4 separate regions of the Homo sapiens genome follow, and regions 2, 3 and 4 are each linked to region 1. Evidence: chromatin contacts called from ENCODE Hi-C or POLR2A ChIA-PET data. All regions are on one chromosome and are shown on one strand. The core of a region is the stretch at or near the end of the contact, and the rest is flanking DNA. Distances in the headings are between cores, read along the strand shown. Region 1 overlaps NDUFAF2 (NADH:ubiquinone oxidoreductase complex assembly factor 2). Region 2 has its middle 11 kb from the start of LINC02057. Region 3 overlaps LINC02057 (long intergenic non-protein coding RNA 2057). Region 4 overlaps SMIM15-AS1 (SMIM15 antisense RNA 1).

The links. A loop is a pair of places that touch in the nucleus more often than their neighbours do. ChIA-PET counts read pairs that join two places held with the same protein, here RNA polymerase II (POLR2A). Pooled maps may share reads with other maps.
Region 2: a map of endothelial cell of umbilical vein shows a loop between it and region 1 (4-fold over the local background). The contact joins two enhancer-like sites. A Hi-C loop is called at or near these places in 2 of 168 maps with a recorded cell type or tissue (endothelial cell of umbilical vein and naive thymus-derived CD4-positive, alpha-beta T cell), 1 of 37 single-sample maps with no recorded cell type and 12 of 50 pooled maps. POLR2A ChIA-PET finds 5 or more read pairs at or near these places in 3 of 52 experiments (AG04449, IMR-90 and activated B cell).
Region 3: a map of Calu3 shows a loop between it and region 1 (3-fold over the local background). The contact joins two enhancer-like sites. A Hi-C loop is called at or near these places in 1 of 168 maps with a recorded cell type or tissue (Calu3) and 1 of 50 pooled maps. POLR2A ChIA-PET finds 5 or more read pairs at or near these places in 2 of 52 experiments (HepG2 and IMR-90).
Region 4: a map of K562 shows a loop between it and region 1 (2.8-fold over the local background). The contact joins two enhancer-like sites. A Hi-C loop is called at or near these places in 2 of 168 maps with a recorded cell type or tissue (Caco-2 and K562), 4 of 37 single-sample maps with no recorded cell type and 8 of 50 pooled maps.

The regions. Positions count from the first base shown.
Region 1 is chr5:61,051,294-61,054,633 of GRCh38, reverse strand. All of the region lies in intron 1 of NDUFAF2 (NADH:ubiquinone oxidoreductase complex assembly factor 2), which reads right to left. Among named protein-coding and RNA genes, the nearest start is that of NDUFAF2, 110 kb to the right of the region's middle. Within about 2 kb of position 1,598, at least 6 of the 41 ENCODE cell types and tissues checked have a DNase peak (open chromatin) inside an H3K27ac peak, as active enhancers do.
Region 2 is chr5:61,274,283-61,277,622 of GRCh38, reverse strand. No RefSeq gene overlaps it. Among named protein-coding and RNA genes, the nearest start is that of LINC02057, 11 kb to the right of the region's middle. Within about 2 kb of position 1,627, at least 8 of the 41 ENCODE cell types and tissues checked have a DNase peak (open chromatin) inside an H3K27ac peak, as active enhancers do.
Region 3 is chr5:61,254,831-61,258,170 of GRCh38, reverse strand. The region is part of intron 1 of LINC02057 (long intergenic non-protein coding RNA 2057); the gene reads left to right. Among named protein-coding and RNA genes, the nearest start is that of LINC02057, 8.4 kb to the left of the region's middle. Within about 2 kb of position 1,495, at least 4 of the 41 ENCODE cell types and tissues checked have a DNase peak (open chromatin) inside an H3K27ac peak, as active enhancers do.
Region 4 is chr5:61,226,892-61,230,231 of GRCh38, reverse strand. The region is part of intron 3 of SMIM15-AS1 (SMIM15 antisense RNA 1); the gene reads right to left. Among named protein-coding and RNA genes, the nearest start is that of LINC02057, 36 kb to the left of the region's middle. RefSeq lists a silencer at 2,324-2,524. Within about 2 kb of position 1,816, at least 2 of the 41 ENCODE cell types and tissues checked have a DNase peak (open chromatin) inside an H3K27ac peak, as active enhancers do.

The DNA of each region.
Region 1 (3,340 bases), core at 349-2,848:
TGGTACCAATTAAGTAGCAAGGGGGTTTTGTTCCTTGGATTTTGCCCTGTATCTCAGTTCTAGAAATCGTTACTGAATGCTACTGAGATTTGGTCTAATGGTGACGTCAACTGCCCAGGTGTAGACCATTTTCCTCACTGTTAGCTACTCCTGTCTCACAAATCACCTGCCCAGGACTATTCTATTGGCTCCCTAGGACTTGGAAACCTATGGTCTGGCCTGCTTGATCAGTGTTTATGACACCCACCTCTCCCAGGCCTGAACTGCATTTCCTTTCAAATCTCTCAAATATTTTGATAGGACTATTACTTTACTCATTTCCTAATTCAAAAACTACAGTTGTTTTTACAATGTGAATATATTTAAAAATATTGAACTGTACACTTCAAACTGCTTAAGATGTTATATTTTTATTTTATTTTTGTTTTTTCTAGAGACATAGTCTCACTCTGTCACCCAGGAATGAGTACAGTGGTGTGATCATGACTCACTACAGCCTTGAACTCCTGGGCTCTAAAAATCCTCCCACCTCAGCCTCTGGAGTAGCTAGGACTACAGGCACATGCCAACGTGCCCAGCTAAGTTTTAAATTTTTTGTAGAGATGGGGTCTCGTGATGTTGCCCAGACTGGTCTTGATCCTGGCCTCAAGTGATCCTACCACCTCATATGTTTTATTTTTTACCAAAATTAAAATTTTTAATTGTTTTTTAAAGTTCAGTTGTTTTTTCTACTATTTCCCTCCCTGACAATGCAAACTTTCAACAAAATATATTTTATTTCAATATTTCCCTTTATATCCACACCAAGACCTTCATCCAGGTCCCTCTCATTTCATGTCTATATTAATTTTAAAAACCTAACCATATTGTATTCTGATGTCTATTCTTTATTGTTTCTTTAGGAAACTACTCCATTCCATATGATCCTACTTTGTCCATGGGGTTGTGTGGGACTATCACCCTTCTACTTAGAGGTAGGAATGTTAACCAAATTTGACCCATGGTATTCTATCCTTTTAGCCACAGAAACTATTTCAGGGATGGGTACATGACCCCTGCTGGGCCAATGAAGAGTCTTCCTAGAACTTTTGCTGGTGCTTCCAGGAAAAGATACTTTCTCAGCTTCTATGATCATAAGCTATAAAGACCATGTAAGACCTGTGATTGCTGGGCCATCTATTCTACTATGTGGAGAAAATCTATCTATGAATGAAACCAATTCAGAGTCATGTTATGGAGATGGTGCATATCCTGATGACATGGATCATTTGAATCTAGCTCAATTTCTGTTCAGTTATATTTTCTAAAATATTGTATTAATTGGGATTGGCTAAGCTGCAGTAACAAACAGACTCTAAAAAACTACGTAGTTTAAATAATTAGAAGTGTATTTGTTTCTTATGCAACAGTGCTGGGTGAATGTTCAGGTAGGCCATGCAGTTCTTTCCATGCAGTCATTCAAAGATCCAGGCTGATGGCTACTCAGTCATTTTCAACACATGACTTCTAAGGCTTCCCTGAACACTGCCATTTCATTTAGTCAGAAAGAAAAAGAGCACCCAGGAACACATAATGGAGATTTTTATGGCTCATGCCAATGAAGTGACTCACATCTGTTTCATTTACAATGCACTAGAGAAAACTTAGTCACATAGCACACTTAATTTCAAATGGAGCTGCTAAAGGTAGTTTGTGTATCCACGAAGAAGGAAAAAGTGATTTTGGTAGGAAGCTAGTGGTCTCTACCACAAATATGTTCCTGAATAAAGCCAAATCAACAAAAAGGTTGAATAACGAACACTATCATATTCGCCCCAGAAAAACTGGTTTTACTGAATTAAAAACCTGGTGAAATACCATTACCCATAATTCAGTGTTATTATAATACTCCAGAAAAAAACTTATCAAATTAATCAAAGTATGTTATCAAGAATACTTGTTCATTACATTAGTGTCTACTTATAAAAACCATAGAAAAAGTCACATCAGACATTAGTATTAAGGATAATAGAAAATAACAAATATGCCAGTCGCAGTGGTTCACGCCTATAATCCCAGCACTTTGGGAGGCCGAGGCGGGCGGATCACGAGGTCAGGAGATCGAGACCATCCTGGCTAACACGGTGAAACCCCATCTCTACTAAAAATACAAAAAATTAGCCGGGCATGGTGGCGGGCGCCTGTAGTTCCAGCTACTCGGGAGGCTGAGGCAAGAGAATGGCGAGAACCCGGGAGGCGGAGCTTGCAGTAAGCAGAGAACGCACCACTGCACTCCAGCCTGGGCGACAGAGCAAGACTCCGTCTCAAAAGAAAAAAAGAGAAAATAACAAATATAATTTTTCTCTTATAGGACCAGGAAAGATTAACAACACAGACCCAGTGTTATTAAGAGTGTAGGAAAATTAACAAGCTCTCATACTGTTTGGAATATAAATTGAGCAGTATGAGTTGTGCGACCAACTGTTTCCTTTTCTGGACTGACTACCAAGAAGCTTAGGGGTATGACCACAAGTGCTCTAGTGGGGTAATTATATAAGATTTTGTACTTTATTGCTTGATTTTTTTAAAATAAGTAACATATTGTTTTTCGAATGAAAGCAAAATAAAGCTACTTTATTTTTGGAAAAGAAAAAATAGTTATACTTCTCTAAGTAGTTGTTTGATTGACCTCAGAGCCATTGTGAGGTTCTGACTTAAAGGTTTCTCCTTTTTGAGTTGGTTGCTACAAAGGTCAGAATTGCATTTGAGTCCACTCTTAGAAAATGCATAGCTAATCAGAGTTTATATTAGTGCCTCATATCTGGTTCTACTTTTTCCCCACCCTGACTTTACATTCCTCCTTTCACTGCAATTTTATGCCTCTATCTTTGAGTCTTCAATCTTACATCCTTTCTGGAAGAAGGAAGAGAATGATCTTATAATAGTTTTATTGTACCACAATTCTAACACCATCCCTATACAAAACTCAATTCTACAATGCATTTTTTTTAATACAGCAAAAATCCAAACTCTTCACTTTAGTGTTTATACTAATGCCTAGGTCAAACACTGCTATATGTGGGAGAAAAAGAAAGAAGGCTCAAGTTGTTCACACTCTGGTTCAATGACCCTAATATTTTTCCCACTATGACTCATATCTGACAACCTAATGGCCTCACATTCCTGGAGGCATACCAAGATGTATGCTATATACAATTCTCAGCATGATAACAACTTTGTCTCTTTGGCTATTACTGATCTGGGACACACTGGTGGTCTCAGGGGTCAGATGGTTAGGAACACAGATTGACTGCAATAGAGAGCGATAAGTACAAGAAAGAAAATGCTGTGTGCTGTGATA
Region 2 (3,340 bases), core at 378-2,877, 220 kb before region 1:
TCATTGCCTCCCTCATGCAAGAACGGAGTTGGATTAAGGGGAAAACCTCCTCTCAACGCTGGCATTCTTTCTCCTCTGGTTCTTCTGGAGCCCATCTTTGTTCACTCATGTGCAGCAGGAGGAAGAGCCCTCTCCTCTGCTTTTAGTTCAGAGAAATGGCTTCTTTATTCATGCTCCTTTCACTTTCAGTACTTTCTCTGAGAGGTTGAAATGGTGGATGTGGGAGGCTGTTCTCCCCTCCTATTGTTTCCCTTCCTTTGCCATCGGCTTGTGCTGGAGCTCCTCCTGTGGGTCTCTCCTCAGTGTGGGGGCAGAAATACCAGAGAGTGAGCTGCTGTGCTGTGCTGGGCAAGGAACCCTTTTGGATTTGGGTTGATGGAATTTTTTTTCCCTGCAACTTCATACCTATCACTTTATCCTTTCTTGAAATCACAAAATGTCTGTACATAAAACAAACACACAAAAAAGCCATAAACTGCATTCAGAGGTCACACCATCATGCCAATGTAAGGACCATTTTTCCTAAGAACAAACATTCGAATTGAATTGAGAATCAACACCTTAATGAGTCAAAGGCAGTAGGAAGTGAGAAAAGCACACAAGGCTTATGGAATGAGATGGTTCCTGGAGACTGACAGAAATCCTCAGGGCAATGTGGCCTCCAGAACAGGCAAGGGTACCAGCATGCATTTTTCTTCCCTCTCCTTCTTTTCTTCCCTCCCTTCTATCTTAATTCTTTTCTTTGAGACACGGTCTCACTCTGTCACCCAGGCTGGAGTGCAGTGGCACAATGACAGCTCACTACAGCCTCAACCTCCTGGGCTCAAGGGATCATCTAGGACTACAGATATGCACTACCATGCCTAGGAAATTTTTTAATGTTTTATAGCAGGCCAGGTGCAGTGGCTCACACCTGTGATCCCAGCACTTTGGGAGGCTAAGTCCAGAGGATTGCTTGAGTCCAGGAGTTCAAGACCAGCCTGGGCAATATAGGGACACCCTGTCCCTAAAGAAAAATAAAAAAAAATAGCTGGGCGTGGTGGTGCACACCCATAGTCGTAGCTCCTTGGGAGACTGAGGTGGGAGGCTTGCTTGATCCTGGGAAGTTGAGGCTGCAGTGAGCTGTGACTGTGTTGCTGCACTCTAGCCTGGGTGACAGAGCCAGACCCTGTCTCAAAAATAAATAAATAAAAATAAAATTCTTTGTAGAGATGGAGTCTTGCTACATTGCCCAGGCTGGTCTCAAACTCCTGGCCTCAAATGATCCTCCCACCACGGCTTCCAAAGTGCTGGGGTAACAGGTGTTAGCCACCTCACCCAGCCCCTTCCTCATTTCAAAGCACCTACTTTGTTGCATTTCAGGAACTACTCTAGGCTCTGAGGGTTGGAATAAATAAAAAATAGTCATGCTCCCTGCCTTCACAGAGTTTTCACTGTAGCAGTGAGAGCGGTGTTGATCTAGTAACCACACAAATGTGTTAGATGGTGACCCTGAGGAACGCCATTGAAGGAGAAGTATGATTGGTGCCACAGCCTGCTTTGACCTAGTGAGGGAGGCTGGGCAAGATCTCCCTGAGGAAGTGATGAGGCTCGCACCGAGACGGGAAGGATGAGTCGGCGTTCCGGGCAGAGGAAGCAGCTTGTGTAAAGCCCTGAGGTGGAGGGAAGCTCCTCTAGTTTGAAGAACTGAAAGACAGCCAGGCATCTGGAGCTCTGAGAACAAAGGGGAGAGGGTGCAAGATGGGGCTGGAGAAGGAGGTAGGGCCCAGGCCACACCCAGTTTTGGAGGCCTTTTTACGGATTTAGGCTGTTCCTAAAAATCACGGGCAAATTTTGCAAGTGTTTTCAGCAGGAAGGTGTTATGATCAGAGTTTATTTGAAAGTGATAACTGCAGGAAAATGGATTCAATGGAGGCAAGAAAGGGAGCAAGGAAATAATAAGAAATAACAGTAGCTGGTGTGTACAGAGCATGCTACTTTGGGCCACGTACTGGTCTGTGACCTTTATACACATCGCCTCCTTCAGTCCTCACACAGCCCTGTGGGCCAGGGACTATCATCCCTCTCCTTTTAACAAAGAGGAGATTGAGACACAGAATCACTGGACCAGCGTTGGTTGGCTTGTAAGTGCTAGAACCAAGCTGAGACCCTGGTAGTCCCTGGCTAGAGCCTGAAGCTTAGTTACTACATCCCAGGGGCTCCTTCCTGCCCACAGGCTGGGCAGCAGACAGTAGGGGCTTGCATCAGGGTGGTGGCATGGACAGACCCATAATAATGGAAAGAACTGACAACACCCAGACCAGCAGTACGGGAGGGGAGAGTGAGAGCCAGGTAGGAGAGAGGGGAGGGAGAGCCAGGTAGCGGAGAGAGGAAGGAGAGCCAGGTGGGGGTGCAGCTCAGGGGCTGAAGCGTCTGGGAGGGGCTGGGTTTGAGGTGGCACACATATCCAAGAGCATGGAGGCTTCTGTACAGCCCTAGAGCTAAGGAAAAGAAAACAGATTTGATAATCCAGTGTGGGCACCCTTATTTTCTTTCTTTCTTTTACTAGGAATTCCAGGAGATCAGCTAAGAACTGCCTGCTTTGGTTCTCTTCTTTAAAAAACCAGACCTATGCCAGTTTTGTTCCTGCTTTATTTATTTGTTCAGCTTGATGTTTAATTTTTTTAGTTTCTAAAGGTTTTACTTTCACTGTGAGTGCACTGCTAAAAATTCTGTCTGAAGACTGCTTGGATTCACATGCTCATTGATTCTCCCTCCACCCATTTCAGAATTAACCTGAGCAAATAGCCATGTTTTCTAGTTCCCAAATTCCTCCACTTCTGCCAACTGACATTCTTAAATCTGACATTGGTCAGCCTTGACCCTTGGAATGTATGTATCATTTTATTTCAACAATGCACTTTAGATGTCTACATGTTAAAATTTCTTAAGCAATACAGGCTGTACTTTGTCAATAGCTGCTACAAAAATACATTTTAAAATACCCAGTTGCTACATTCTTGCCTAGAGATAATTTACTGGAAAACTTGCTGAAGAACAATCTTCTCATAGATTTCTATTAGTAATCTAATAGTTCAAACTACTGGACTACAAAGGCCTATTTGGCAAACCCATTCTCTGACACAATGACGTGGACATGCACACACACACAGTTTTTAAAGGGAAGATGAAGGCATGCATTATTGCAAACATGTTTTAAATTCTACAATATATCACCAGAGGGAGAACCCTAACAAGTTAGTCAGAATTAGAATTATAACTATGTAGAGTACCTTTGGCTGAGCTATTTTCCCTTGGTGATTCCACAAAGGCAGCAAGGCTCTGTGTATGTTTCTTTGTT
Region 3 (3,340 bases), core at 246-2,745, 200 kb before region 1:
ACACAACTCCAGTTCTGTAACTAAGATTTTAAAAAGCAATTACGTTTTACATTTTCCTAATTCTATAATAAACTCCACAGAGACCAGGCTAAAGTTTATATTTGTTAAAGCAAATTTTCCTAGTGAAGTGTAAATCTCGTAAAAACTTGAAAAAAGAAAGACACAGGAGAAAAGAATAACTTGTTTTCTAGTGTCCCTTACCATCTGAGGAGCACTTTTAGGGAGATGGTGAATTTGCTAAGGAAATCATTCTTAACAATTTAATACACATTCCTCATTAGCAACTCTGTCATCCAATTTTAAACTTAAGCTAGACTTAAATAAAAGTAATAAAAACTGTGTTTTAATAATTCCAAATGACTTTCACTCATTCTGACCAATTCCTCCTCAGTCCAAATTACTGAAGTTTTCTCATAATACTTAAACAAGCCCATTTTCAGAACCAGTGACATCATGATGATCAAGACTGCATTCATTTTCTCCTTCACACATTTTCCTACTGGATGAGTGGCTTCCTTGTTTAAACATGGAATTCACTCATCATAAAATGGATTTCATCCAGACACGAAATATGAAAAAATGAACTCATAGGAAATGACCCTTGAAATTCACACCACCCTCAAGGCTTGAAAGGATTTTCTATTTCATCAACTTTAGATGAGCCATAATAATAAAACATAAAATACTGCCTGTAATCCCAGCACTTTGGGAAGCTGAGGCGTGTGGATCATGAGGTCAGGAGATCGAGACCATCCTGGCTAACACGGTGAAACCCCGTCTCTACTAAAAATACAAAAAATTAGCCAGGCTGGTGTCGGGCACCTGTAGTCCCAGCTACTCAGGAGGCTGAGGCAGGAGAATGGCGTGAACCCAGGAGGCAGAGCTTGCAGTGAGCCGAGATTGCGCCACTGCACTCCAGCCTGGGCGACAGAGTGAGACTGTGTCTCAAAAAAAAAAAAAAAAAAAACCATAAAATACTACACAAAGATTAGAAAATCAGAAGTCACATAACTCATAGTTCTTCCCAAGTCTTGTTTTTCTTAAGCTAACTCATTCTCAGCACTTACAGCCAGTCCAGCCAGCCTCCATTCACTGTGTTTCCAGAACATGCTATGCATGCCTCTTTTATCATTTACTATACAGTTTTGGAATTATATGGGATGTATCTTCTCCCAAACTTGATTGCTAACTCTGCAGGTCAAAGACCACATCTTGTTTATCTTTGTGAACCTGCTAGATCTCACAATAACTGGTATTTAGTGGGCTCTCAGTAATTGCTTGTTTTGTTGTGTTATTATTACTATTTTGAACTATATGGAGAATCATTTGGGCCCCGTTTTTGCTCCCCTGTGACAAAGACAGCTGATTGCCACTTAGCCACACTGCCCCTTCTCACCCTTCTCCACCTTGCTTGTGGAGCCTTGATTTTGTTTGAAGGTCATGTGCTCAGGAAACAACTCCCCTTGCCAGGCTGGGTGGGGACATGAAGGGTTATTAGTCCAGGCAGTCTTGGCAGGCTCATGCCCTTGGCCTGTGGCCCAATCTTAGCCAAGGAGGTCTGACTGTAAGCCACCTAGGGAGCTTTGGGAAAAGGCTTTTCTTATAGTACAGAGAGACTCATAGGAGGAGACCCTCTCTTTTCACTGGGCATTGTTGTATTGCATGGGATGTCTGGAACTGTTGCAGACAGACATCTTGCAACATGAGTGGGGGACATCCCCAACCTACTAGAAACTGTAGAGAGAGCCTTGGTTGTTTGCTTGGGCTGGAGCCACTCTGCCTGAGACTTCCATTTTGAGAGATAATTAATCCTTAGTTGAATCCTATACACTTTAATAAAGATGGGGGAAACCCAGAGAAGATTCAGGAGTCCTCTACTAGGAGGAACAGAATGAAACTAGAAAGTTAAAAGGAATCAGAGGTTGCTGGGTGCAGTGGTTCATGCTTGTAATCCCAGCACTTTGGGAAGCTGAGCAGGGAGGATCACTTGAGTCCAGGAGTTAGACAGTAGCCTGGGCAACATAGCTAGACTCCGTCTCTACCAAAAATTTTTTTTAATAAATAAAAAAATTAGCCTGGCGTGGTGGCATGTGTCTCTAGTACCAGCTACTTGGGAGGCTGAAGTGGGAGGATTGCTTGAACTGGGGAGGTGAAGGCTGCAGTATTCTTATGACTTATCTAAAGCTGATGAAACAGAAAATCATGCCACTACACTCAGCTTGGGTAACAGAATGAGACTCTGTCAAAAAAAAAAAAAAAAAAAAAGGAATCAGAAGTTTTACCTTACGGTAGAGAAGCCTATGAAAGAACTTGGTTGCTGTTTCCAAGCTCCTGGAGAGTTTTATGGGAGGGGTGTCAAACTGTTATTCTACAAGACTTCTGAAGACCTAAGTGAAAGAGGAAATGGAATTAAAGCAGGAGAGACTCTGGCTGGATTTAAGGGAGAATTTGCCTGTAAGAATGCTCAAATACTGATATGGGCTACTGAGAGTAAGAGTCTGTCCCTTTGGAAGAGGACAAGAAAGGGCAAGTGTGAGTCCTTGAGCAGTTTATTATTCACCTACTTAATGGCAATGGTACTAACCAAATGGCTACTTGAAGTTTGTAATCTTATGTTCATCTGGAGAAGAGAAGCTACTGAAACTTAAGTAGATGAGGAATCAGCTACAGACTTCCGAAAGTATCCATTAGGTGATAAGTTTGATCTGACAAAGCTGGAAATACCTGTTTTAGCTCTATCAGGCCAAAATGTCAGCCCAACATCCAGTTTATAATTTACGCTAAACACACACTACTTTATCAGAGCTCTGTGATTAGTCACATACCCAGAACAAGGACACTGTATGAGAAATGTAGCCTCAGGGAAGGTGGCTGATTATGTCTGGGGTGCTTATTAGTAGGGCTGATCCTAATCTGAATCCACTTTTCCATGGAAGAATGTAAAAATGAGTATTGGATATGGTCAGTCTCTCTGACCATGTAAAAGCTCTATACAAGGTATGCAAGTCACCAGGCAGCCCGGTGTGGAGCAGCTCTGCTTCATGGCCACTGGTTCCTGTGTCCAAGACCTGGATTAAAGGAACAACTCAAATGCTACTGCAAGTTGATTTTACCAGCTGTGAAATTATGGCACTGGGTCATCATTAACCTGAGTGATAACTACCTCTCCTCTTACAACCAAATTTTTTCTTTTTAATTTATGTTACAACCAATTTTATATAAAAACCATTATTAGCAAGACTTTCTCATTAACCCCAGAGGCTAATATAAATACAATAAAGGCATCTTAAAACCTCTGAAAAGTTCCATTCTTGTTGATTTGATTAAGCATACACCACTT
Region 4 (3,340 bases), core at 567-3,066, 180 kb before region 1:
TCTGCCCAGAACTAAATGGTGTCTGGACCCCACCCCCAAAGCAGGCTGTGTGTGAGGGGGTGAGAGGAGAGGGGAGAGGGTGGCTCCTGGGGGAGGCACAGGTTGGGAGGATCTTAGGAGCTGGGTAAAGCTATAAAGGATATTATGATGGAGTCTGTGAGCAAATTGCTTAAACAATGCTGAGAAAGATCATCTGAAATCTAGAAAGATTCACAGGGTTACAGATAACAGTGGAATGAACTCTGGTTGCTGACCAGGAGAACAGGGTGGGGAGTGAGTGCTGGAAGAGAAAGAGGGTCCAGGAGGCCATCTGTAAACAGGGGCATGTGTAGCACACTCAGCAGGCTGGGCCTGGCTGCTCCAAGATGTCTAATTGGGGTGGACAGATACACTCCATCCGTGGGAAACAACCCCTTCCTGTCCAGATCAGAGGTTGCTGTCAGTGCTAAGCCTATAAGTTCTGAAGCCCAGAGTCAAGACCGAAAGCCCAGGCCAGCAGCATTCAGGGCTGGTGTCAGCAACCAGGCAGGAGCCTAGGCACAAACAAACGGAAGTTGAGGGCTAAGCCATGAGCCAGGAATCAGCCTGGCGAGGAGCCAGGGGGCAGGTTGAGAGCAGACTGAGCAGCCACGGCCCCCACCAGCAGGGTGATCAATGGGTCAGAGGATGCTCTGCAGACAGACAGCAACCAGGAAGACACAGATAACCATGAGCAAAGCTGGGAAGATAGGCCAGGATCACGGCCCATCTGCAGGAAGGGGAATGGGAAGTTGGCAGAGAACAGGATCAAGGAGGACAAGCATCTCGGATGGTCTCACTGCCAGTAAGAAAGCTGCTGGTTCTTGCATACTTGCATACTTCCTGCTGGGACAAAAAGCAAGCTCAAATCAGCCCAAGGCTTCTGGGTCTGTCCTAAGGATAGGATGGGAAGGTAACACTGTGCCTCTGTAACAGTTAGATGAGAGGGCCCCTCTAGGCAGATGCAGCCCTGGCTTGGCAAGCAGAAGTGTCTAGGAGAAGAAAAGAGCCCCATCGTCCAGGCAGATGGAGGAAGCACCCCACCTGCAAGCTTGGTGAGCAGAGTGCAATCTGGATTCAGTGCCCCCTATACCGCAGCCAGAGCTTCCGTGCAACCACATGCGTAACCACATGTGATGACCCTGCTGTGAAGCGGGGGAGGAGGGTCGATTCTGGTCCTGAAATACTTGCACACACTGGCCAGATCTTAGTGTTTTGACCGTAAGTCAGGACAATTTTGAGCTTCTCTTCTCTGAGTTCTCCGGCACCTTCTCAGACACAGGGGTTGTAAATGAGTCATCACCAGGGGTGTATGATGCATTAACACTGGACTGATTTCAAACACAGAGGCAAGTGGGTGAGCCCAGAGGGCCTGGTGCATCTGCATTGTGGTGCCACCACAGCCTGCCTGGGCAGTGGCTGGCTTATGCAGAGGGCAAGCTGGGAAAAGCTACCAAAAGGCACTGCTGCCAAAAATGCCGTTCCAGTTGGATGGCAAGCCATGTTCCACGACTCCGCGGCTGGAGAACAAAAACTCCTGCTGTGCTTCTTTTAAGATCAGGAAAATACCACCTTCCTATGGGGTTACTTCTGAAGATTTCATTAAAAGGCAACGGTGGTCACAGCCTTGCGAACTTAGCTCCCTTCCCCAGGGGCGATCATTGTACCTGACCACCGTGCTTTTGTTTTGCCACTCAGAGTAGCCCTTAAACTGCCTCTACTTCCTAATTTGTCATCCACCCATTTCCTTATCTTTTGATAGCAGCTCTCCCAGGGAGCGTGTTGGTTCTGGCAAGAGGCTCTTGACCTGGTTTCTGTTTCAGTTAGGTCTATTTCCATAGGTCTGACCAGTTAGGTCTCTCTCATGCTATGCTTCTGTTCAATATTTCTTGAATGCTTGGCATGTGCCAGGCACTGTGGTAGGGGAATGCAGAGACGACTGACATGGTTTCTCCCCTTAAGGAGTTTGCACTATGGTAGAAGACACAGAAACAAACCAGCAGTAGTGGGCAGTGGCTGCGTGCAGGCATATCCAGCATCTATTCCCTCCTTCCTCTTCCTAACAGAATCATAACACTGTTCTGGAATCTTCTCTCTCCTCAAGAATCACCTCTCTTTCTCTTTCTCTCTCTCTCTCTCACACACACACACACACACACACACACACACACACACACACAGCGCCTGCGTTGGAGGTGAGGTCCAGTAACTATTTGGTGGATAAAGCCAGAAGCAGGATGAGTCAGAGGTGGCATTTAAGAGGAAGGGAGCTGGGGCCGCACTGAAAGCCCACACTGGCACTGGATGGACGGTGTTACTGGATCCACTGTGGAGTTGAACTGTATGGTGTGAGCAACACGGGCCAGCAGGACTGAAGAGAAAGCCAGTGTGCAGCTGTGCTTCGTTCATTTTCACTGCCCCAAACTATATAGTATGAATATACTATAATTTATTTATTCATATTCATGAGTTCATTTACTCATTCAGTCAATGGACATCTGAGTTCTTTCTAGCTTCTCAAAATTGTGTTTCTTTGAGAAGGGTTGTTTGATTTTGTTATTATGATAAACAGTGCTGCTGTAAACATTCCAAAACAGGTCTCCTGGTACACATGGTGAAGTTCATATTTAGGGGTTAATACCAAATTGTCTTCTCCATGATGGCACAATTGGCATTTCCAACAGCAGGCATTAGGGTTTCCATTTGTTCCATATCCTCACTCACACTTTGTCTTATGACACTTATGATATTTTTTAAATCTAGCGATTTACATTGCAAATTTGAACTTGAATTGTTCTGATATTAATGAGATTAAACATATTGTGAACATTGGTCATTTGTGTTTCTGCTTCTGTGAAAGCTTATTCAAGGCTTTTGCCCATTTCATCCAGAGAAGACTGATTTTGGCTTGGACCAGTGTAGTGGCAATGGGGTGGTGAGAAGTGGCCAGTGAAAAGAAGCACTGTGTTGTTATAAAGGAATACCTGAGGCTGGGTAATTTATAAAGGAAAAAAAGGTCTATTTGGCTCATGATTCTGATGGCTGGGAAATTCAAGATTGGGCATCTGCATCTGGTGGGGGCCTCAGGCTGCTTCCGATCAAGGCAGAAGGCCAAGAGGAGCCAGCCTGTGCAGGGACCACAGGGTGAGAGAGGAGGCAGGAGAGAGCTGGGAGGTGCCAGGCTCTTTAGCAACCAGCTCTGTGGGAAGTAATGGAGTAAGAAGTCTATCAGTCTCTATCAAGGCATTAAATCTATTAGGGCATTAATCTATTCAGGAGGGATCCACCCCCATGACCCACACGCCTCCCATTAGGCCACACT